Linked DNA regions of Mus musculus: region 2 is linked to region 1. Evidence: chromatin loops called from intact Hi-C (ENCODE). Cell type or tissue: gastrocnemius. All regions are shown on one strand. Links, peaks and the distances in the headings refer to the core of each region. The heading gives the core; the rest is flanking DNA. Region 1 overlaps Prkca (protein kinase C, alpha). Region 2 overlaps Prkca (protein kinase C, alpha).

Evidence for each region. Peaks named below come from ENCODE experiments on the same cell type or tissue, not always from the same donor. Only the 100,000 strongest peaks of a DNase experiment are listed, where the experiment ranks them.
Region 2: it touches region 1 in a loop (2.3-fold over the local background); 3 of 42 quality-filtered maps call a loop at or near these places.

What each region holds. Positions count from the first base shown.
Region 1 is chr11:108,024,905-108,037,570 of GRCm38, forward strand. All of the region lies in intron 5 of Prkca (protein kinase C, alpha), which reads right to left. Among named protein-coding and RNA genes, the nearest start is that of Mir7223, 34 kb to the left of the region's middle. In gastrocnemius, for the core only: a CTCF peak has its summit at 6,241 (motif pointing right); DNase peaks (open chromatin) are centred at 3,704 and 6,249; H3K4me3 peaks cover 815 bases; H3K27ac peaks cover 3,670 bases.
Region 2 is chr11:108,206,060-108,218,725 of GRCm38, forward strand. All of the region lies in intron 2 of Prkca (protein kinase C, alpha), which reads right to left. Among named protein-coding and RNA genes, the nearest start is that of Gm11655, 39 kb to the left of the region's middle. In gastrocnemius, for the core only: a CTCF peak has its summit at 6,737 (motif pointing right); a DNase peak (open chromatin) is centred at 9,616; H3K4me3 peaks cover 856 bases; H3K27ac peaks cover 2,463 bases.

The DNA of each region.
Region 1 (12,666 bases), core at 1,671-9,670:
AATGAGGGTGCTGGTCCAGGGTGGTCACGTCATATTCTCCTTAGTGTGAATGTGAGTCCTCCATGAACTGGCACCCAAGAGCAGTCAACTCTGTCCAGATAGAGGCAAGTGATTCTTTCTTCAAGCAAGTGACAAGGTAGAGTTGACACTCTGTAGAGGAATGCATTGGACTGTGTGATGTGAGGCAGGAAGAGATGACATCCTCCTCTCGGGAGCAGGGTACCACTGAGAGATTTCTCATCAACACTCCAGTGGCACTTGGACTCTGTGTCTAGAGGTCTGATCTTGAAACTAATAATAGTCTAATAGCCAGAGTATCCCACCATTCACTTCAACAAATACTTTTTATTTGCTTTTTATTTTTATTTTGTGTTTTTTTTGAGACATAAGCTTGCTACATAGCCTAGGCTGGCCTTGAACCCGCCATCGTCATACTCTGCCTTCCCATGGCTAGGTTTACAAGCAGGTACAAACACATCATGCTGTAGTCTTCAGCATGCTCCATCCTCTGATTTACCAAGCCAATAGTGGTATAACTTCAGAGCCGACACTGGTTTCAACTGACTGGTTAAGGAAGTCAAATATCTTATTCCACTCAACCTGTCACATGCAGGACTGACACATGATTCCCAAAGACTCACGGGTTACTCTCCTCTCGACTGTTTTGAACACCTACCACCGAGCATAGCAGCATGGGGAAGTTATCTGCCACACACACGGGTCTCCATACAACCTTTGCCCTGTGATTCTGGGTTCATGCTGTCCCATCCCTGGGCACACCCTATCTGGAACACAACCCTGTTCTCTGGCTTTCCAGCCTCCTGCTAGCCCTGTCTATCAGATCTCCACAGGCTGACAGAAACACGGGGACAGGGACAAAACACTTCCTCCCCAGGCATCTCCCCAGGGTCAACACAGGGCAAGGCAAAAGCCACGCAGGCCAGATTCTTGGATTCTGACAGGAGCTGGAGTGGGCAAGGCCTTTCGAGGCTCTCACTTTGAGCTGCAGTTCACAGAGTGTCCATTTGGAGGGACTCCAACACAAGGGAAAAACCAAACAGGCCTTTTTCCAAGGAGACTCAATTCAGGCCAAAAGGAGCCAAGTGCTTTCCCAGAAGACATCAAATGATTTGAAGAGTCTCAGAGTGCTCAAAGACTAAGGGACATAAAATGTATTGTTAGTTTTCAGGAAGAAAATATGCCATGCAGGGCCATTTGCTCCACATTTCTAGGGCAACCATTACACATGGAGCTTTGCTGGGTTTCACCCAATGAGATGCAAAGGCATCTTCAGCAAAGAACAATTGTAGATGAGGCATCAACAAATGAGACGTGGGTCACTTGGAGGGTCTTGGCTGTCTGGCTTGCTGCATTTGCTCTAATCACACTGCACCAAGCTTGCGGATGCTGTCTGTGGTCACGAGCACGGACTCTGATTTGATCTCATTTGTGCTAATAAACAATGACTCACAAATTCTATGATCTTAGTTTCCTTATGGCCAGAGTCAAGGGCAAGAAGAGCGAGCAACACTGAGAATATACCCACCTTGTGTGACCACAAACCTGAATTCAAGGACTTAAGAAGTACATTGTTTAAAAACACATTCACTGAATGTTCTGCTGTCTAAACCCACTACTTTGTCACAAGGGTGGCTTTCTGCCCCAGTAAATCCAGTGTCCCCAAATGGTGAGTCAGCAACTACTCAATCAAAGTCAGCTAAAGAATTTAATGAGCGTGGTATGCACAGTCAGTTCATGCTCCCTCCTTCCTTCCCTCCCTCCCCCTCTCTCTTCCCCTCCCTCCCTCTCTCTCTTCCCCTCCCTCCCCCTCTCTTCCCCTCCCCCCCTCTCTCTCTTCCCCTCTCTTCTCCTTTCGTCCTACTCTGTCTCCTTTCTTCAACTTTGAGACATAGTCTTACTGTATAGCCCTGTTTCCCTTTTAATATAGCCTCCTCTTGCATACACTAAGTACTCCAATAACACGTATGTTATCTGCTAATATTCTATAATTCCAAAGTAGATGACTGTGAAAAATATTTGCTAGTTGTGGGAGACAGATAAGATCTGCATATAAACATAGGGAGGCATTGATTTTAAGAAATAATTACTTCTCATTGTAGGGACAATGCATAGTCATCATAAAATAATTTAAATGCACAAAGTATAAAGGCAAAGATTAAAGGCAATTGCACTTCCACCAAAACAGAGGATTGATGCTGACATACTGTTATGCTGATTGACAATTGCTCTCCTGTAAAGACATCTATAGTATAATATTGATTGTTTGATTATAATGTTGGGGATAAAGCCCAGGGTCTTGTATATGCTAGGTAAGCACATTATCATTGAGCCATATCTCTAGCCTGTAATATTTATTTTTATAGAATTCACATAACTTTATGGTAGTTAAAAATTCCTTCTTAATAAAAGTTACCAAAGTAATTTTTAAAAAGCATTTTTTAATGCCCAGCATTCTATTTTGTAGCAAAGACTTTAAAATAAGTTCAGTTTGTACATTTACATGGTTTAAAAATTCCTCATCTTTGTATATAACAACTGATTGTCTTCATACATAAATTTCTGCTTTTCTTCTTGGGCTGCATTCTTAGAAGGAGAGTAAAAGATATAAAAACCCTTGCCAAACTGCTCCCCCCAAAGTTGTATCAAAGTCCTACCAAAAATCATATTAAAGATAAAGTGAGAAAAATAAAGAGTAACATTGTAAGTTTGATTTTTTTTTTTTTTGAGGCTTAACAGTCTTTATAGCTATTGGGCCATGTGAATTTCTTTTTCTCTGACTTAATTCTCAATTCCTTTAGGGTAGTAAACAGGTTTCTTACTGGCTAGAGGGAATGTTTGGATGCACATGACAGTGGTCCTTCTCCCTGTTTGCCACGCTCTGTGTTTAGATTTAATTCCGTAGGCTTCTAGAAACACAAAGGAGTCTATCTTTTCACACAGTCAAAGCTACCAACATGTTTTCTTTCCTTTCTTCCATTTCTTTTAGGCTTAGGAAATCCTTGCCCTCCGTGAAGGTAGTTAAGTATTCGCCTGTGTTTTCTTTCATTATTTTGTTTCCTTTTTTTAATAATTAACTTCCAGATGCACTTGAAATTTATTTTGGTGTAAAGCACGAGGGGAGATCTCATTTATTTATTTATTTTTCTTCCAAACGTTTAGACAATTTTCCCAACAACGTCTGTGGAATGAACCACACCTTCTCTCTAGTCCTGGAAGCCTCTGTTTATTTATAAGCAGGCTCCAATTTCAGGGTATCTGCTTTATCACATTCAATTCCCTGTTAGTCCCTGCAGCAGCCAACATTCTAAACTGTTTCAAGTTTCCAAGGTATTTTAGAACCATCCACATGTCCCACACTGTGCTTCTCAGAGCAGCTCTCTGTCCACTGTCGAAAAATCTCTGCACTTCTGTACTCATGGATCTGTGTTGGTTGCAACTCTTCATTGCTGTGACAAAATTCCTGACCAGAGCATTTACTTTTGCTCATTGGTTTAGGGTACAGTCCATCACGGTGGTGAAGTCTTGGAGGCAGAGCCAGAGGCAGCTGGCCACATGGTATCTGCATCCAGGAAGCAGAGGGAGATAAATGCGGTGCGGCTCACGTTCTCCTTTTTCTTTGGCTCAGGACACTGCTTTTCTCTTTAGTTTTGGAGACAGTCTCTCACTGAAGCTGGGCTCACTGATTTGACCCGGCTGATTGGCTATCTCCTACCCACATGTCTCTGTTGACCCAGCTGATTGGCTACCCCCTACCCACACGTCTCTGCGTCCCCAGTGCTGGGCTAACAGGAGTGAGTCGTTCGTTGTGCCAGGCTCGTTAAGTGGGTGCGGAGGGCCAGAACTCAAGTCCTCACGCTTGCACAGTTAGCACTTTATGGACTGAATCACCTCCGCTGCAACAGTCCAGCACGCTCTTGAAAGTCCCCACTCAATGGCTGCTTCTTTGCAAATGCCGTCACCCCTCTGCCTCCTTGGTTCTATATTTTTTAGTCTTTGGCTACACTCTGCTTCGTTTGCATTTATCATTCCCATAATGGTAGAAAATATAAATGACGTGTGTATTCTACTGCTCGCCTTAGAGACCCATGTCAAACATTCTTACTCAGCCTTTCTCTGATTATAAAAACAAGGTATGAGACGGTGTCTTCCGATAACCCCCACACCCCCATGATCAAGAAGAATCTATCATGCTGTGTTCTAAATTGGTGCTACCTTCTATACTAATCTCTGGTCCTGTGCCTATTAAATTACCTGGAGTCTGCGATCTCTAATCATGTTATAACTCTATATGATTTGATTTCCGCCATGCTGGGCTCTTCATTGACTTCATCTTGCTGCCCTCTTTGGGGTGCCTTCAGCCAAGCCAGCTTTTCTCTTGTAGCTCCCATGATTCTGAGGGAGAGGTGTTTGTTTCCCTTCTTTATAACCACTCAGTGTTCCGAGTTCCCTGGTTGCACATTTCCTCTATTGGTCTTCCTATGGCAGAGTACATGCTTTTATTTTGACTGCTTCGTACATGTATCAGGTACCATGGCTGCTTTCTGTTCAGTTCTCCTCCTTTACCCCAGGACGAAGCGATTATTCGCGATGGTCCTCCATCTTGTTCTGCTTTTTGCCTTCCGTGGCACCCATCGCCATAGTTTCCTCGCATTGCCTGCATCCCCCCGTTTCTCTGGCAGCTCTGATGGTTTTCCTATACTTTCTCTTGGGACTTTTGCTGCCAGGGCTGCAATCTATGTTTCTTTGCCAACATTTGAATTTATCTGCCTTCCTTCATCTCGTCTGCCTCCTCATGCAACAATTCATCATTCAACAATCAGACAAGAACAAAAAACCGTTTGTGTCTGCTTTCTTTCTATATCTACCTTTTTATTCAAACAGCTCAATGACCTTGTTTTACAGAGATGGCATATTCTTGTTTTCTACTAAAATTTATGTGGAAATGTTCAAATACATTTTGATAGGCATATTCTTTCAGCAATTCACTGCCTTGTGTGCTCTGCTGGTCTCTTCTCTTTATCACCCCTACTATAGATAGTTCAGATTAATTTTATTTAAGAAGTTATTTTTAAATTCACGTTTGTGCTTTTGTGTGAGTATATGTCACGTGTATGCAGGTGCCCACAGGGGTCAGAGGAGGACATCAGATTCCCTGGGGCAGACGCTGGGAAGAGAGCTCAGGACCACTGGGGAGCAGTCGACACTCATGACTACTGAGCTAGCTCCCCCTCAGCCTTGTAACTCATGCACTATCAATGGGTCATCTGTTATGTGTATGTTTTCTTTCTCTGCTCGCCCTCAAACGAGGGAAGCTGCATCAGGCTTGGTATCCACACTCATATACCAGGTAATCTCTGATTTTGTTACTAAGGTTTGGCCATTACTCTCCCAGAATTACACTGCCACAGAGGTTGTCACCTACAGATGTAATCTGTTAAAGTCAGCCCTTTTGTTTTGCCTTTATGAGTTAAAATCTACTTGTAGGTTATATGGAAGTGGGGATTTTGGTCCTTGAGTTAAGCAAACCTCTGTAGTAAAGGGCACCTCTGGCCCAGTGAACTCCCCAAGGCCCCACATTTCAAACACCATTAACACATGACTTTGGGGACTACATATCCAACGTGTAACTTTTGAAGAGTTCCTTGAAGGAGACCAAGGGTCCCAAAAGGCTTTCAAGACCAGCCTGTTCCTGGCATAAATATATTCAAATAAGAAGAGGCTCCAAGGCAAACACCATTAGTGCCTGAGACTGGCCCACAGGGAAGTGCCGGGCATTTAATTGAGTGCTTTTAAACAGGCATATAGAAGTCTCTATCTTGATGCAAGGCAGCAAGCCTAGCCTGATGCCACTGAACATTTGTCTAACCTTGTACAATCTTGTGTTCACCAGGCAGTGTTCTGAGTTCCCTGGGGTCTGTCATGGGGGAGACAAGGTCTACGTGGGTGGATATTATGTAGCCTATAGGTCAGCATTTTAAATGGCAAGACAATAAATTGAGTCCATTGTAATTACTCTCTCCAGGATCCTGGCCACAGAGAAACTGCTCAGATTATCAACAAGTAACAGATAATTCTATTTTTTTTTCTATAAATCAATAAACTGGCATCTTGCTAAATCATCCATTCAAGATGACACTGGACTTGTTCTCCAGGGACCTAGCCTTTCCTGGAAGGTAACAGAGTGGACGAACCCTGGGAAGACATGCTGTACCCTCTCCTGCCTGCAGAGGCCACTGCCTCCTGATCTGTTTTGAGTAGTAGAGCGAGCCCTAGCTTTAGTAACCTCCCTGTCGTCCTTCTAAACGTGGTAGCTTGTTGCATTATTATCTTTCGACTTAACCGATTACAAGGCTGGGACAGGTAACAACCTGTCCTGTGGTGCTGTGATGTCACCTAGCCTCAGAATCATGGGGGAGCACTCACTAGCTGCACAGGTTTGTAAGCTTTCCCTTGGCCTTAGAGAATGTGACTCAAGGCGCCTGGGGTGTGTGTGACTGCGATCTCATTTGATCACAGGGTAGAAGATGTGGTGGGCGACCCAGCTAGGAGGGGACACCCAGCAGGTTTAAAGGACTGACTGACTCTGATGAAGCCTGCTTGCGTCACCTGATCTCCTCCTTGCCATTCCTACTCACACAACCCACCACCAGCTCCTTCTCATAGTGCTTCTGCTCCATAGCGCTGAGCCCACAGTCTCGCAGGTGACCCAGAACCTTCAGCTCCGTTCTCATGGAAACCCTCAGAGCACAGAATAGAAATGTCCCTCTTGAAATCAACCTCTGGCTCCACATCCACACCTTGGAAACTTCCTCAGATCACCTAAGCCTCCATTTCCTCACGGGTAACATAAAGAAAATGGGTGTCTCACTCAACAGGACATCTTAAGTATCAAGTGAACTTATGCAAAAGAAAAGAAACCAACTTGACATGCTTCTTGCCACAAAATAAACATTTATTTAATGGCTCTTGACTTTGTTATTAATATTATTGACACCATCTGAGGTCACTATGTGAACACACTTTGCACACTTACCAGGTGCCAGACACCACTTTAAGCTTAAGGATTCCAAAGTCGGTGAGGTTTGCACAGTACTAATGCTTCAATGGGAATACAACTTTCCCCCTCAGGAGCTGGTGTGTAAAACTGGATGACACCCTTGTCCACAGTGCGATTGTCTCCAACGACATCAGCACTGACAGAGTCTCAGCACGGCCTCTTATCTTCCTCCATCATAGCAGGGCATTCCCATTACCTTTGGAATCTGTCTCCAACTGGACCACAAATCGCCCTTGTTCTTGATCATTGCTAGCCTCATTAGCACAGCATTTTGGTCCCTCCTGGGGACAGCGAGTGATGTTGCGGTGGTCTGGGATTCTGCTCTTGTGCTGAGGCTGGGGTGGCATCTCCAGACCTCAAGACTCTGGTGATTTTAGGGCCCTCGGTCTCATTATAGGAGACTCCGAACAACATCAGCACTCAGGCAACGTCTACCCAAAACTAGGGAGAAACTTACCTCCTATGTTTCAAACCCTAGACCAGTAAAACTACAAACAGAGAGCAGAAGCACGCCACTGTAGTAAAGACTGGAATGCTACCCAGTACCACGATGGCCAGTGCTAAAGGAGAATGGAGGGTGGCTTTATTTGGTTCTCAGGTCCCAGAGAAAAAGGCTCTCTGTTGTGTGACTGGTCTCCTCGCCATCTTTCCTAAAGCTGGAGAGGACGAGGCCATCAACAGTGAGACTCAGTGAGAACAGGAACTTGGTTGGCCGACCTGCCCCCCTCTGTGGAGTCCTCTCCTCTCAGTCAAGATGGATTGAGCCGAGTAACCATCCAGGGAGCGGAAGCCCCTCCCGAATCCACATCCACCCTCCGGTCTGATTACTTCCCCTTCATCTGTGCTAAAAATAGACCACACCAAACCGAAATAACCTAGGAGATTAAATTAAATTAAATCGGTCCTGGCTCCTAGGCAGTTGCTAATAAAATCATAAGCATTTGATGCACGTGGCAGAGAAAGACAAAATGCTTACTGGTTCTCCCCCAGCTCCAACCTGAAGAAGCTGCCTGCTTAAGGGGAAATGTTACTAAAGGGAATCTTCCCCCATTACCCCAGTGCAGAGCAAAAAGGGGTACCTTTCAGGCTGGTAAGCTGCAAAGGCCCCTCTTTGCTGGTTTGCCCTATGAGTTCCACTTCTGATGGGCTTTTTTCTGGGCATGCTCTGCCCAAGCCAACGTATTCCTGGATTAACTCACTAGTTGTTGGTGTTACACATCTATAAAGCGTGTAGGGCCTCTCATGTACATGGGCAGACATAACTAACTGCCCTCTCCGTGGCTACCTTCACCAGTCACAGCACCAAGAACTCCATGTGCAAGGTCACTTGCAGGTAGCCATCTGAGGAACATAGTCATGAGGAGTTACAGGGAACTTGTGGGTGCATTGCACAACTCCTTACTCCTCTCTGGAACATCTTTGGGGGAAAGAGACAGAATTACGTCTCTGTACCTGTTCTCTTTGGCCATCATTAACCTGTGACCACAAAACTGAACATAAATGACAAATAGACAATGTCAGGGCTAAGAGGCCTTCACTGGCAAAGTCTCTATTGCCTCAATCCAGTTGGAAAAAAACATCCTGGACGATCCTCTTACGTGTGTGTGCTCTCGCTCCCTGACAGGGCTTATCTGCCAATGCCTTAGAACATGGCAGCTACGTTCATCAACTCCAATGAAAGGTAATACTGAGAAGGAGGGGAAATGCTTAGGGCTGAGAAGAAGTTTGGAGGTAAAACTGTATGTGTGTGCTCACGCTCATGTGTCAGCATGTACACACAAAAGCCTGGGCATGCCTATGTAGGGGCCAGAGGTCAGAGGTCAACAGCAGGTGTCTTCTCATCATTCTTTGTCTTATATTTTGAGAAGAGTTCTCCTCTTGTCTCACCACTCCCCTCTTCGAAACACACACACACACACACACACACACACACACACACACACACACACAGGGATTACAGTTTTGGAACACCATATCTGGCTTTCCCTATGGGTGTTGGGGATCCAAACTCAGGCCCTCATGTTTGCATGGCGGGCACTTTACTCACTGAGCCATCTTCCCAGTCTTTGGGTACAAAGCTTTGATTCTACAGAAATGACCAAGGTGGTGATTTACCTCCAAACCGTCATTTCTCCAGCTGCTTGTCATCTGCTGTGTGCTATAATAATCACTGCAGTGGTAAACTGTCAAATGGGGGGACCTGGATCAAACAAGAAGAAAGACAGCATTCTCGAATCCACAAATGAGGGGCCATGTATAGAATTCAGACTCCCAGGTACTTAAAAGTGGGCCCCATCCACCTCTGCACTCCTGAGTTGATAAGTTGGAGAGAGGCCCTGACCCTTTGCCCATTGGGCCTGCAGCTTTCAAACCATGCAGGAGACAAAGTTATTTTCCTAACCATGGGAGGGCCTTGCAGCAGTGATTCACGGATAAATGTACCTTGCTTTTCTTTCTCTTGCTGAATGGAAGTCGTGTAGACTGGTTTTCCTCGGGACAGAGGCTAAGAACTCAGAGGCATTGTTAGCACGTTGCTAACTAGTTCATTCTCACAGCTGGAATCCCCTGTGAAAGCAGGGTTCTGGGGGTGTGAGGCATGGGGCTGCCAAGCAAGCCACACAGCCCTCAGACAAAGCTGCTACAGTGGAGGGTCATTGGAGGCCAACGGCTCAAAACGTTGCATGGAGAGCTTTGTCTAGTACCTGGCTCTAATCAGCCAACTCTTTTTTGCTCCAAATCTGACTGGGACCCCATTCAAAGGCCTCTGGTTCCCGCAGATACACCATTAGCCCAACCTCTTCTATAGTTCATGCTTCACGGGGAGGGCTATTTTATAGACTTTAGATAAGAGGGGCAATTAACAAGGGGGCAGTTGAGCTAGACAAATGTTGCTAAATCAAGTTTTGCTTTCTCCTTGGGTGTTCCCGAGCCAGGCCAGGAGCAGGTCTGCTTGTTCAGGAGGCATGAAGGAGTCATGTCAAACTCTTGTGCTCAAGGTCAGACATTATCAAGTTGCAGGTATGAACACGGGTAAAGAGAATGGGACCCACAGAGATGGCAGGGGTCGGGCTCCCAAACTTACTTCCCATACAGCTCAGGCATGTCTTCTGGGAGTCCTGCTTTACACATTGGCTAGTCTGTTTAAGATCTCTCTCTTTTTCATTCAGGAGAACGCTCCCTCTCCTGTCTAGCCTCTTCTTTCTGCTATGATCATAGTCATCGTTTACAGAGAAGTCAAGAAACCAGAAAGAGCCAATGATACACAATCTAGGCCAAGCTTTCTGAACTGAAGAAGCCTGGCTTGCTATGTGGGGTGTGCATGTGCGTGTGCGTGTGTGTTGGGGTGAACATATAGCAAAATGTAGAAAGGAGTGTGTGATGGTCTATTTTTCTTTTTCTAAATGTGTTTTTATGCCTTGTGCAAGTGTACACGTTGTGCTTGCTCCCTCCGTGCTCCCTTGCTTTGCCTCACTCCTCCCGCCCCGCACCCCATTAGCCTCCTTAGAAAGTTTTGCTTTCGTGTTCCTGTCATACGTGCAAACACAGTCTCATCTGTCTACATAAGATCTAGGAACCACAAATGGGAGATAATATATGATATTTTTCTTTCTGAAATCAGCTTAATTCACTTAATATAATTGCCTCTGGCTGTATCCACTTTCCTTCATATGATATAATGTCTTTTTTTCCCCCCCTGCTGGAAAAAGATTCCAGTTTGCATATGCACTGCCCTCTGTCAACTTCTCTGCTGTTGGTCACTGAGGTTGGTTTCATAACTCAGCTGCTTGCTTAGAACAGTGCAGCAGACACTGGCGAGCAAGCAGCTCTGGGACATACAGACCTGGAGCCCTTTGAGCACCTTCCCAGGGGCAATAGAGATGGGCCATGTGGAAGGTCTGCTTTAGGTTTTTGAGGCACCTCCATCCTGATTTCCACAGCAGCTACACTAGGTTATGTTCCCACCCGCAAGGTTCCTGTGGTCCCGCCCCCAGCGCACCCTAATCTGTTTTCCTCATACTGCTATTCCCACTGGGCTAAAATGAACTCTCACTGTGGCTTTCCTTTGCATTTCTCTGAGCAGATAGGAAAACTGAGCCAATAAAAACTATTTATTGGCCGTTTGTTTTCCATCTTTTGAGAGTGGTCTGTTGTTTATTGACTCATTTGATTTCTTATTGTTTAGTTCTTTCAATTCTTTGTTTTTTCTTTTTTCCCCCTGGATCCCTTATCAGATTCATGGTGAACAAGGATTTCCTCCAATCTATAGGCTGTCTTCACTCCTGCAACTGCCTTTCCCACTTTCTCTGCTACACAGGGGCTCTTAAATAGCAATTATCAGCTTGTTTGGAACAAGAGGCACCTAGTGCATTAGTGGAGCTTGGGTCTGGGTGTGTCCAAACACTCCAGGAAGACCCATGGGAAACAGAGAAAGCCCGCTCATCACCCGCACTCCAATTTCTCTGCTTCCGAGCACCTGCATGGCCATGCCTTCCCCGGCCGAGACCGGCAGTATTATTCTGAACGACCACGGAGACTTCCTCTCCTAGGCTGCTTTTTGTCAGGTTATTTGTCCACCGCAATGAGAAAAGAAACTAAACCTGCCCCAGGCTCTAGATAGGCCTTCTGGCATCCCCCATGAGGCACTAGCTGTTACAACTCACTTGAAAATCACTGGCTCCCAAGCCTTGCCTGCTTCCTGGCTGCAGAGGTCATGGCGTCTCCAACTTTCTTGCTGTCTCCTTAAGAGGGGCACAATGACTCGCGGTGATGGTTGGCTCTTTATTTCCAAAATAGCTCTCATAGCAACACAGTGCCAGGTCTAACAGGAACCTCAAAACCACAGTTCTGGTGCCTTGCTACAACTTTGCAGATGAAGGCAGGGAAACAGGGAGGTGAAGCGCTAAGACCAACGCTCACAGCCAGGCAAGATCCATGAAAGTGATACTCTTAACCACCCTGAGCTTGTTCCTTTCCTGCAGGATGCTTCTAAGTTTGAAAGTGTTCCTACATCTTGCCTGTGGGTGTAGGGAAGCCGAGGAAACCCACAACAAGATTTCCCTTGTTGTGGTTGTGTCCCACTGCAGTTATAGTTACACAATGAGAGAGTCAGGACTCAAAGTGTTAAGGTGTCCATGAAGCGATGCATATCGATCTGTTGGACTGCAGGATTCAACACGACGGGGTGAAACTCACTGTTACGTAGAATAACAAACGCGGCTCGGAGGAGAAAGCTCAGTCTGTAAAGTGCTCGCTGTGCAAGCATGAAGACCTGATTTCCAGCCCCGGAGCCCGTGTAAGAAAGCTAAGTATACTGGGGTTATACACATCTTACTTGTAATCCCAGTGCTGGGGAGGCTGAGGCAGGAGGATCCCCAGGCTGGTTGGCTAGCTTAGCCTACTTGGCAAGCCCCAGGCCAGTGAAAGTTCCATCTCAAAAAATAAGGTGGACCTTACTTGAGGAACGACACCTGACATGATCTCTTCCTTTTACACACATACCTGTCTGTCCTCATGGGCAAACACACACATGTGCACAGCTACTCACATAATTGAACGAAAATATATAGAGGTACGACCTTGGATATTTA
Region 2 (12,666 bases), core at 1,876-9,875, 180 kb after region 1:
TGGAGTGTTGTAGACAGAACTAGACTTGCTTTGGGGTGTAAGTTTGCCAGATATTTATCTAAGGTAGATCTCCACTTGGCCACAGATTCTACAGAGAAATTAGAAAACATAACTCAGGAACTTCAGGATGGTTGACCTCAACATGAACAACAACCCAGAGCAAAGGAAGGAAAACCTGAGTTCCATCTAAACGTTGTCAGCGGAACCCTGCTGGGAGACCATGTACCTCATTGCACACAGAGCAATGAACTCAAAGGAAACACAGATTTGTGTAAAGATCAGTGCATGCAGGTATTTATGAAAACTCAGAAACTGAGTTTGAAATTTTGAATTAGTGTATACCCATCAGAAGAGCTAGGATGTAGGTAAACATCTAGGGTGGAGAGAGAGAGAGAGAGAGTACAAAGTAGACAGGAGTCAGTTTTAAAATGATACATTGTCATACAAGCAAAATACTATCAGTAATTTGCTTTATTTTGAAAGATGATATTGTTACTATATAGTTTTCAAACAAATTCCCAACGAAAGATTTGAAAGTATTCAATTCCTAAAGGAAGAACATGGCTAAGTTGGTAAAACAGATTCAAGCAAGAATTGAAGTCCATCAAGAGCTGCACTCTAAAAGAGGTCTGTGAATGAGAGGATGGAGAGACTCCAGGGTCTCCTCAATGGGAGGATGGAGAGACTCTAGGGTCTGCTAAATGAGGAGATGGAGCCACAGCTGATGCACTTCCTCTGCAGGTGATGCTTGTACAACACCAAAAACCACTGAGCACAACTACTTCCCATAAGCAAGTACTCGCTATGAGAAAATATTTCAAAGTTGCTATTGTCAATAAGCTAAAACCAGTGCTGGAGGCATAGATCAGCAATAGGGTAAAAGGACTTCCCTATCAATTCTCAGAACTGCCCAAAATAAAATAGACAGAGAGCGCTAAAAATGAACAAAACAAGCCCTAAACAAAATAATCATGAACAGGCTCGCTAAGCATACTCCCCATGATTGAAGGGCGACCCCTTATGTTTTGTCTCCATATTTTAGATAACTTCTATTAATATTAAAATGGAATTTATCCATTTTGAGCTTTTGGTAGGGTGGGGGTATTGCTGCTGGCTAACTTTCTTGTTGTAGTATGAATCTATGACATGGCTCTATCTCTGGGTACCAGGAAGATGCCCCCAGGCCCCCAGGGAGCATTGGATATGCTGCCTGTTGGGCCTGGCAGGCTACAGGGTCCTTGTCCCCGTCTAATGACCTGGCCTTGAGTATCCCAAGCTCATAAACTTACTGCTCTCAGCTCAGCGGGCACACAGACAGGCTGAGTGTCCTTCCTCCAAAACACTTGAGACCAAAAGTATTTTGAAATTCTGATTATATTTTTAGAATATTTGCATATCTGTAAGTTTTCTTGGGGACAGAGCCATATCTATGAAATTCAATTTTCATATACACCTGATGTACATGTCTGAAGACAAGTTTATTCAATATTTTGATACTTTTATACATCAAACAAATTTCATGGTGTGTGATTTTCCATTTGTGGGACAGATCAGTGTTCAAAAAGTTTCAGATTTGGGAACGTTTTCAGAATTTTAATTTTCAGATTAGAAAAGCAACCTGGTCTTCCTTCCCCCTTCCTTTAGATCAGAGCAAGAGGGTTTTTCTTTTTAAGTACAGATCCCTGCATGGTATTCCCAAATGATTGGTAACTAGGGACTAGACTAAGGGGAAAGATATCCGGGATGTTTTTAGTGAAAACCCAAGGACAGACAGACAGCATTCAAAGACTGCTGGAGGGAAGCAGGCTACTGCATATGGCCCATGTAGACAGATGGAGTGGGATGCTTCACCTTGCTCTCTTACACAGAGAGAAAAGATGCAGTGGAAGCCTACAGGCACCTCTCCTGGACAGAGAGGCAAAGATAGAGGGAGACAGCCATCCCCCCTTACCTCCTCCTCTCCAGGTTCCCATTTTCCAAAGGCCAGGCACTAGGAGTCTCAGCTATGTGTCCCACAGATGAGGTCACAGAGGATCTCTTCCTCCATTCCACTGCTTCCCTATGAGCCCAGGGCTGCCCATAAAGCAGGCAGGACAAGAGTCCAGTTCATCCAGGACATGGGATAGGGTAGAGGACAGTCACACCTAGAAGTGACACTCAGATAGACATCCAGCCTGCCTCTCTCTCCTCAGTGCCAACAACACAGAGGCTCCCAGTGTGATTCAGGACATCTGCTGAGCAAAGGACCAAAGAAAATCATGGTGTCATCTAGTCCTGGGAAGGTGGGACACAGGTAAGATGAAACAGGACAGGCTGCCTTGGGAAGGCATTTTCCCAGCATCCTTTGCATCTTCCCCACGTCACTGGGAATGATTCTACTCTCAGCCCAGGAATGCACCACACCACCACACCACCACACCACCACACCGCCGGATGCCACGAATGTGAACCAGGCCCCTGAGGTGTAATTAACTACCAGGCAGGTGGTCTGAAAAGCAAAAATCACATCCTTTCCGCATGTGACCTGAGAGGGAGCTGAGTTTAGGAGAGATGAAGGCTTCACCGTTCAATTTCCAGATGATAATTTCCCAAAATGATAAGGCATGTCCTGTCTGACCAGATAAGAAGAGAAAGGCAAGACCCAGAGCTGGGCCAGGGTGATCACTACCAAGACATAAGTAATAAAGGTGGCTCTCATTCCAACAACTGGTTTACAGTACAGACATGTAGAGGGAAGGGAAGGGCCGACAGCCTCATGAAGACGAGGCACAGCATTAGCAATGGAGCATGGCTGTCAGGAGATCTGAGAGGAGAGAAGAGGCTGCTATAACAAACATGGTAGTACCTGAAATGGGGAAAGCAAGGAAGAGCCTTTCATTTAGGCCCAGACTGGCCTAGAATTCACTACAAAGCCTAACCTGACTTTAAACTTAGTAATCCCCCTGCCTCATCCACTACTCTCCAAATGCTGGGATTATAAGCATGCAGGCACATACACACATGGAAACAGAGACAATGTCACCAGCGGCGGCGGCGGGGGGGGGGGGGGGAGGGGGCGGGGGGGGGAGGGGGCGGGGGGGGCGGGGGGGGGGATCGAGGCCCTTGAAATTATATTGTCTACTGCTAGACTGCTAGACCTTGATTGGGCATATGAGAAAATAGGAATCAATAATACAAAGAAACCTTTATAATACTGAGTGTGTTCACACTAGTCTTCAAAAATGATTTTTTCTATGTGTGTGTGTTATTTACATTCAGGCAGGGAGCTCTCCCTGAGGAAGACAGCCTCCCCCCACACCCTCCCCACAGTGTAAAGCAGCAGGCAAGGTGAAGGGGTAAAGTCAGTCACAGTCAGAGTCCTGATGCAGGGAGAAGGGGAAGGGACAGGCAACAGGGCAAGGGCACTGGCCCAGCATTTAAGTCAAGGGACTAAGCTGCATGAGCTCTGGTGGGTATGGTCTTCCTGGATGATCGGACACAAACGAGGCTGCAGTGAGTGACAGACAGATCTGGTAGGGAAGAGAGGTAAGGGGCTGCCACACATCCTGTGTGCAGCTTTAATCACAGAGCTCTGGAGGCAGAGGCAGGTGGATCTCTTGAGATTAGCCTGGTCTACATAGTGAGTTTCAGGCCATGTTGACTGTGAATAGTTGCTTATTTATATAGTTTCAGTCCCTGCCAAAATAAATAAACAAATCAACCAAGAAAGCAGTCATGCTTCAGGGCTTGACTTCATTCTGGAAGAAAGCTAAGTCTACCTCATTTACCATCTCAGTTAGGCAAGTAGAGACACACAAGGTAGATAGCAGAGGCTGCTGTTTGGGGACAGCAGTCAGGTGGAGGCAGCTAAGGCCTGTTATGATCTCAAAGGTAATTTCTCTGGGAACTGAGAAGACCTATGGTCATTCCCCAGGCAACCTTGACTATTCAACAGCTTTACGGCTGGAAACCTACAGAGACCCTAAAGATGTCTCTTTTCCAGAAACTTCATTTGCCGGATGAAGATGGGTATCTGCAGGCCAATGGCTCTGCCTGGCAATGTCTTTTCAGTTCAGAGCTGTTTGTTTCCTGTGACTTAACATAAACTATGCCGGCTCTTCACTTCTTTCCAACAGCTGAACGCTAAGCCTAGGAAGGAAATGCGAGGTCATTTTGTAGAAGTACTTAATAATGGATTTCTGTTCCCTTGACAAAAAGAGAAAATTGGAGACGTGCTAATAGGATTCACAGGCTGGCTATAAATAGTGACTCATAATTTCTACCTTGTTACCATCATGTAGCAAACCCAGGATATCGGCCCAGGATTGAGTGCTCCACAGATCTGACTTCCGTCCTTCTAACCACGGCCCCTGGAACCGAACAACAAAGCAGGACCTCTAGAAGGTGCTTTGGTTTCCAGGGAAGTTGCCATGTTGACTGTGAATAGTTGCTTATTGATCAGTGGAAGTGACAGGCAGAGTTCTCATCCTCCTGTCCCGTCATCGTTCCTCACTAACACTCGTAGGCAGTTCACCACGACCCCGAAGTCACTCTGTCACCAGAAACCAAGTCCAACTTTATCATTACAGCTCTTCCTGGCACCACACATGATGTAATGGAGAGTGAGTGACCTAGTATTAAACGCGCTCCTTGAATGGATATAAGAAATCACTGGGCTGGGTAAGGTGCCTACCATGTGACATAAGAACCTGAGTTCAGATTCTCAGTACTCACACAAATCCGGGGAATGGGAAGGGACACCGAAGGGACAGAAAAATCCTAGGCGCTTGCTAGCTGGCCAGTCTAGTCAGTGAGTTCCAGGTTTACTGAGAGACACTATTAATATCCAAGCTGGCCACCTCCATAGGCTCTCAGAAAGGAGCGAGCCATCCGGTAGGGTAGAGTCTTAATCCCTGGTGCCACCTGAGAACAGAGGTCAAAGGCTGTTTGACACACCAGAGCACCTGGTCTTAATTAGTGATGTATTGCTTGTTGAACGTCCCCCACAATAAACCTCACTCTTGGGAAAGGAACTGACAGAAAGGATAATTTTGAGGAAATTAAGTGTTTGTTCGTGTGACAGACACCTGTGATTGCCATCTTGAGGGGATCTAGAGTCACACAAGAGACAAGTGTTGGGCAGGTCTGTTGAGGGGCGATCTAGATTTGGCTAATAGAATTTACATTAGCTGTGGTGTTAATTGCACAGGGCAGGGTCCTGGACTGGATGGGGAAGGGGAAGCAAGCTGAGTGACCAGCATTTGAGTATTGACACACAATGACCAGCCAACCTGAGCCCCTGCCGAACTGACTTCACCACGGTGAACTGCGAGTCCTAAGGAATAAACACTTCCTTAGGTTGGGTTTTCAGGTGTTTGGCTGTGGCAATGAGAAAAGTAACTAGTGTAGAGTCAGCAAGTGAAAAATTACTCTTGTTTCAGGAAGGAGAGAATCTGTTCTGGATAAGGCCAAGGAAGGACTCGGGGGAGCTTTGTAGAAATGGAATTAAAAGCACACGTCAGTCTCACACACAACTCAAAGGCCAGGAAAGATCTGGAGCAGGCTGCCTCCCCCCCTGCCTCAGACAGCCTACAGGTCTGTCTACACACTCACTGGGCTCGAGGTGTGGGTTGCCCATCCATCCCTCTGCAAGGAGAAAGCTGACTTGAGGACTCCCCCTGGAGATTGATCACGCTTGCTTCCTCTTCTACTCAAGTGGATAAACATTTGCTTCAGAGGGGCAGCTCATTGCCTTTGCTTGTCTCTCCGATAATTAAACCCTGGAATGTCAAGTCCTTCAAGGCTGCTTCAAAAGGGCAATCCTTGGTATTGAAATGAAGGGCTTCTGATGCCCTTTAAGTCTTGAGTTGTCCAACACCTGGGGAATTACCGGATTTACACAGGGCAGGTCCCCAAGGCCGGGCAGGCGCGACCAGGTAGCTCCAACTGCTGCTATGATTCTGCTCTGTAAAAATGCAAACTGGTTTGGGCTCATTATGTAGCAGCCCAGAGATAGGTCTGGGGAGTTTCTCTGGTACCCTGTGCCTGTGATGCAAGTTTCCATAGCCTCTTCCTGGCCTAAGCACCCAAATCAGGCCCTTTTCCAATTCTGCGAAATGAAAGAAACACGTGAACACATGGAGCAGGCATATGCGTGGACGGGGGATGGCGTGCTGTCTCTACCCAGAAGAGAAATGACTTCCGGTTCTGGGCCAGTTAGGTTCTTTGCAAACTTCTGAGCATGTGTGATTCCTGTGGCTCTCTTCTCCTCACAGGTCTGACCATCTGGCTTCAGGGTACCTCACACCCATTCTCAAAGTTTTTCTCTCCCCTACAAAGCTCCAAATACCTGTTTGATAAGTTATAGACTTTACCCCAGTGGCTTGTGTGTTCACATTTCAGAAATAAAGCCCCAGGGACTCCACATCACATCCTTATCCTTACAGCTTAAGTAGCTGCAGACGGCTCCTTGTCCTCCTTCCAAACAACTCCTCAGTAGCACAAGTGACAGAATTAGGCAGCTTGGGAGGCAAATAAATGTGAAAAGCCTCACAAAGATTTTGCAGCCAAATTATGCTAATTTCCAAAATCGTATCATTAATACTAACTCATAAAATTAGAATGGTAGAACAGTTGCTTAGCAGATAAGTTAGAGATGAATATATTTTTCTTCATTTGTTTTTAATTGTGTATGGGTTTTTTTTTCTTACAGGTGTTTCTGGGTACATGTGCCTGCAGTGCCCATGGAGGCCAGAAGAGGGGGTTGGATCCTCTGGGATTGGAGTTAGAGTCAGTTGTGAGCTGTCACGTGGGCACTGGGAATCAAAGTCACGCCCTCTGGGAAAGCAGATGGCGCCCTCAACTACTGAGCCACCTCCGCTTTTTAAGATTCATGCGAAGGGTGGGAGGGGGGCACAGGAAAGCTGTTATCTGATAGATGGGTTGTGTTTGTTTTCATTATATTTTATTTTCTCTAATGAACATTAATCACTTAATAATTTTCTTTTCTTTTATAAATTTGGTGTCCATCACACCTACTCCTACATTAAACAAATCACTACCCTGGCTATGAAGCAGCAAGAAAGGAATGGGAAGATGTGTTCCTAGCAAGCCCTGGTAACATAACAGGCTTTGTCTTCAGCAAATATGTTGGTAACAAGTAGATACTCAGAATGCCATGGGTAGGCCGAAATATAATCTGTCTGTGGCCAGATACAGTGTGGGAGGGGAGGGGTGGGGAAGGGGCAGATTGGGAGGGGTCTTGAAAGTGGTGACCACAGGAAAAAAAGAGAGAAACCATAACTATGGAGACTCCCTGGCATTTTGTGGTGTGACATTTTCTGTCCTCACAAGGCACCCCACCATAGTCTGTGGCCTTCTTGCTTGGATTAAGACCAAATCGAAAATTACAGCCCAGGAGGGACCTGGGCTGAGTTATATTCCCTCCATGCTTCCTCGGGGGAGAGACAGCAAAGCATTGGAGGAATCTGGAAAACAGAGAAATGGTCCTCTGGGAGGTAAGAGGGAGCAGTGAGTGGGATACCCGCTGGTCCCCACTCTTCTGGACTCCAGGGAGGGTCAACTCTTACTTCCAGCTTCCTACCATCCCTCGCAGGACCAGCTCAGGGTAGGTGCTTTGTCCAGCCACAACTCGGATCTGGATGCCTTGCAGGGCCTTGCTGCATCCACTCCAGGTCAGGGTGATGTTGGGACCGAACCAAGTAGAGGAAAGTGCTCTTGTTAAAGTCAGATATCAGCTGTCTGCCGCTCATGTCAGTGTTGGGCCCTGAGCGAGATGTCCACTCTGGTTCGCCATGAAGAAAAGTGCATCTTCAGAAGCGTACTGCTCGGCCAAATGCAAGCCACTGTTCTCAGATGTGTTCCTGGCAGCCAGAGATGTAGCCTGCCCTACCAAATGAGAACACGGAATTCCTCCGCTTCTGAAACAGCCATGTAGCTGCAAGAAGTTTTGCTTTGACTCACGGACAACAAAAAGTAGCTTGCTTGCTTTCCGGCTTGCTTATTTTCTTATACATCACCTTTCCTTGCAGTTAACTATGAGGGACAAACCCAGATAAAGCAAAAGCCCATTCTATATCGTTGTCATTTTCTTAAGGCCAAAATACCCAACAGAAAATATATATTTATTTGATTAACTTTGTTGTTTGAGAGGCATCATGTCTTCAGCTTGTATTTTAGCTGAGCAGAAATATGAAAGAAGCTGAGAAGGAATGTGGGAACAGCAAGCTAGCATTCTCAAGAGCAAAGGTGTCGCAGCAGGGAAGAGAACAGGGAGGGGAGGAACTGGACAAATGCGCTCTGCAGAGCAAAGGAAGCATCCTTTATTATATGAATTTGTATTTGTTTGTTTTTATGGTGCCAGGGACCAAACCACAGTCTCCTCAGTGCAGGGCAGATGCTCCACCACTGAGAGACCATCTCAGCCACCATTTCTCATCTAAAAGTATGGGCACTGTTTCTGATAGTTACTTGAGCTCAAGAAAAAATGTTCCCCTACGTGTTGTGCTCACTATAAAGTAAGACACCACTGATTCTCTTGTTTACAAATGAAACTGGGCTTGTTTACCTTAAGCCAACCAGGAATGTTGTGCTATATTTAATAACTATTCCAAGTAAAATCTGCTGTAGTAGCGTGCAGTGGGGAGACAGCAAGAGGGCAATGCCTTATTCAAGCTCCTTGGTGTCGCTGAACCTCGACTGTTCAAGGTAATAATGATGTCCAATGCTAGGGTCTAAGTCTATAAGGTATTCTGCAGTTTAAAAACCTCCCCACACCATCTCTCACCAGCAGTTGAGATGGGTGGTCACCCTCTGCAAGTTGCTCAAAGGCGGGAGAATGAGAAGACTTGCTACACCTATGCAGAGAGCCACCATTAGAACCCAAGTTCAGAGAAGCTAAGGAGACAGCGCACGACCACGCGACCAACCCTCTCTTGCAGTTTCTGTTTGGGTGCTAGTGTGGTTTTACTTTCAATTCGAACATTCCTTCCTACAAGGAGAAACGAATTACTCTCCAGCATCAAATGCCAGCTAACTTCAACCTGAGGACATGAGTCATCCCCAGCCTCTTTTAGGAAGAAGAAGGGTTAAAGTTTGAATTCCCACTGAGACTTTCCCTCCTTGACCCCTGTGGGAGGGAATGCCCCAGGCCAAGCTTTTTCTAGTAACACTGATCCAGGTCCCACTGTTGTCCCCTGCACTGGAGAGACGAAATAAGGTCAACTTCATTTAAAATCTCAAACATCTAAATCTTTGTGCTTTATGGAAAAAAAAATGATGTCTGAATTTTAGTGGGAGACTTATCAGTTCTCAGCAGCATGGGTTCTATCTTTGATTTATTTATTTCTGTAACGTTCAATGTAGCAAACTGAATATGAATAATAATTTGCCAAGAAGTTTGTCCCGTGTTGTGATGAATGCGAAAGAACCTGGAAGGGAGAGGCAGCTGCTTGCTGTTCATGTTGGAAACTTTCCAGAATAACTCAGAGGCCCCCTGTCCCCCAAACTCCCTAAGCAATTGCCTAGGAGTCCAGCGAGGGCTTCCAGAGTCGGAGAGCTTGCCAGTAGCACATGACGCATACACAGGGCCTCTGGCTGAGCTTCAAGCTCTCAGTCACTCCATGAGGGACCAGTCCCCACCTCTCTGCTCGGCTGCCAGATGTTTCCTCCACCCACACAGAAATTCTTTCCACATGTGCAGCTTGATTGCTGAAAAAGTCTACCCATTGACCATAGAGAAAGGTACAGGCTTGCCCCAGAATCCTTGCGAGCGTGAGGGACAGGGTTCCGCACACAGCAGTGAGCAGTAGATGCGCTGTGTTTTCTCAGGTTACAGAACTGACAATGGTTTCCTAGCACTTAGTGGGGAGAGTACTTGCCGCACAAGAATGGGGACCCGAGTTTGAATCCCCAGATCCCAAGAAAGAACCAAGAGACAGACAGATCCCCAGGACTTGCTAGACAGATCAAATTAACAAGCCTCAGGGGTACTGAGAGAACTTGTCTCAAAAAGTATGGAGGAGAATTATAATCGAGGGCATCCAAAGATGACATTTAGCCTCTGCACACACCTTCATGCTGCCTGAGCGTGAGTACCCACCACAGGCAAACACTGGGCAGAACGGCTTCCCATTGGAGAACTGGGTGCCTAAGGCAGAAAAGCAAGGCAGAAAAGCTGCTGGCTTCTTACTGAGGTCATTGTGGTGTCTGGTGTGCTCTGTAGTGTTTCCGGTATACTCTGTATGTGTGTCTGGTGTGCTCTGCATGTGTTTCCGGTATGCTGCTGTATGTGCGTCTGTGTGCTCTGTATGCATGTCTGTGTGCTAATGTCAAATCTTACACAATAAGAAAGTGCTCAGCACAAATACTTCCAGAAACAGTTTAAATGTGTCTCGGTTCAGTGAATTCGCTCCCTTGTGTAGGAAATTGAGATCACACACTGGAGGCAGCTGTCCACCCCTTTGCTCATAATCAATGTCCGCGCTCTGCACACACATCAGTGGATCAGCTGCTATGTTTCCTCCACCCCAACTCTTAGAATAAGTCAAATTTAGGAGACCTTACTATTCAGACACTGCACAATGATACATGTGTCATAGAATCACACAGTACCCCAAATATTTATAACTTTGATGGTTCCATGCATCAGTTGAAATTAAATTTAGAGACTGGCAAAACAAATGTGCAGTTAAAAGCACTTGCCCCCAAGCCGCACAGCCTGGCTTCAATCCCCAGGATCTACATGGTAGAAGGAGAAAACTGATTCCCACAGGTTCTCCTCTGACGTCCACTGTACCGTGGCCTATGTGCACATACTGAGCTTGAGGGTAATGGATCTATGAGGCCTTGTTTCAAAAATCAAACCAATGAAATTATTACTATAGTCATATAGCCAAGGTCATGACCATGACTTCGGGCACAAGGGTCTTATGTGCACACAGTCAAGTCTACAGTCAATGATACTCGTGGGTTTCAGTTCATCACCCTGCATGGTCACTGGAGCCAAGCGAGCCCACTCCTTTAAACTTGCTCAGAAAACAAAACAACACAACTCTTGGTATAGGAAACAAGCCCAGAGCAAGTGTGAATTTTTAAACAAATCAACTTTGTGAGACAGGCCTGTAGCCCGTGAGCTGGATGGAAAACCTGCACTCATGAATGATTCATCCCTCGGACCTGCGGATGGATTACTCAGGGTCCCCGGGCAGGTTCTTCCTGCACGTGTGCTGTGTAACACTCACAGGCTTTGCGTGAGCTGCATGCTTCTAGAGTGAGAGAATAAAAGGTCAGGAAACAAGCACAGAGCAAGACTTGGGCCCTGAAAGAAAGCTAACACGCCCCAAATAATTATTTGCTTTAAAACTCTCTCAAGAGAGGCAGATCAATAACTGCACTAAAAGCAAATGGAGCCCCCAGAGTACAGCTGGGTGCCCCTCCTTGCCTCTCTACATGAACAGGGAAGAAATGGACAGAGAGGTGGTGTTTAAAACTGACAAATTCTCGCTAACTGAACACTAGAATAAGCTAACAGAGTAAGAATTAAGAAAAAATGAAACCCACCAATACTTTAAAATAGCTTTATTATTTATTTACTTATTTGGTGTGTGTGTGTGTGTGTGTGTGTGTGTGTGTGTGTGTGTGTGTGTGTATGTTTTGCTGTGATGCTGTGTTACTGTGTAGCCCTGGCTGCCTAGAACTCACTATATAGCCCGGCTAGCCTTGAACTCAAGGATCTGTCTGCCTCAGCCTCTGCCTCCCAAGCATTGGAATTAAAGGTATTTATCATCACACCTACTGTGAGCGCCCGACTCGCCAGCAAGAACGACGCCACAATAGGATCCTTCTGCACATGTTTATTGGGAGAGCATTGACTGCATAGGCGAAAGACCCTGAGCCCAGAAATGGTGCTGCTTATATAGGCCTAGGAGTGATGTGTCCATACTTGATTGGTTATGCTACCAGTACCTCATTAATATGCATCGGGCCAGGCAGTGACTCGGCAAAAAAACTCTTACGCACATGTGCACATTGGTTGTTTACCCATATTCATGGGCTGTGGCCAGTGGTAGCCAGCGCCATCTTGTAATGGTGTTTGCGGCTTCCCACAACCTACCTTTTTTTTTTTTTTTTAATCACTTGGGTACTGGGGATCAGAACTCAGGTCCTAAAGTTTTTATGCTTCATGGATTAAGCCATCTCTAGGGCCTCCTGGGATCCCACCATTAGTGTTTCCCAGGAGTGTTGCATGGTATACGTCTTCACTTTATTAACAGGGATGGAGAACGCCGTGTGCCCTTTTGGTGAGTACTCTCCAGGCTGTTCTTTGGATATAGCATCTCAGCGTGTTCTTTGGCGTTTCTGGTGAAGTCAGATTACCTTGTACCTATGTGTCTGTATACATATGTCTATATGTGGTGCTATAGCTTCAACTGTATAATTCCCCACCCCCCAGCAAGGCTTCATGAACCTGAGCATTTGGCCTCCGGCTGGTGGCTGTGATACCTTTTATACGTAGGGCCTAGCTAGCTGACACGGAGCTATGCGGGCAGGGCCTGCTGGAGCCTACTCTGTGCTGTGCCTTCCCTGCAATGTGTCTGTGAGCTAAAATAAACCCTCCTTCCCCTATAGTGCTGCTTGTCATATATTTTATCACAGTAGAGAACAAGT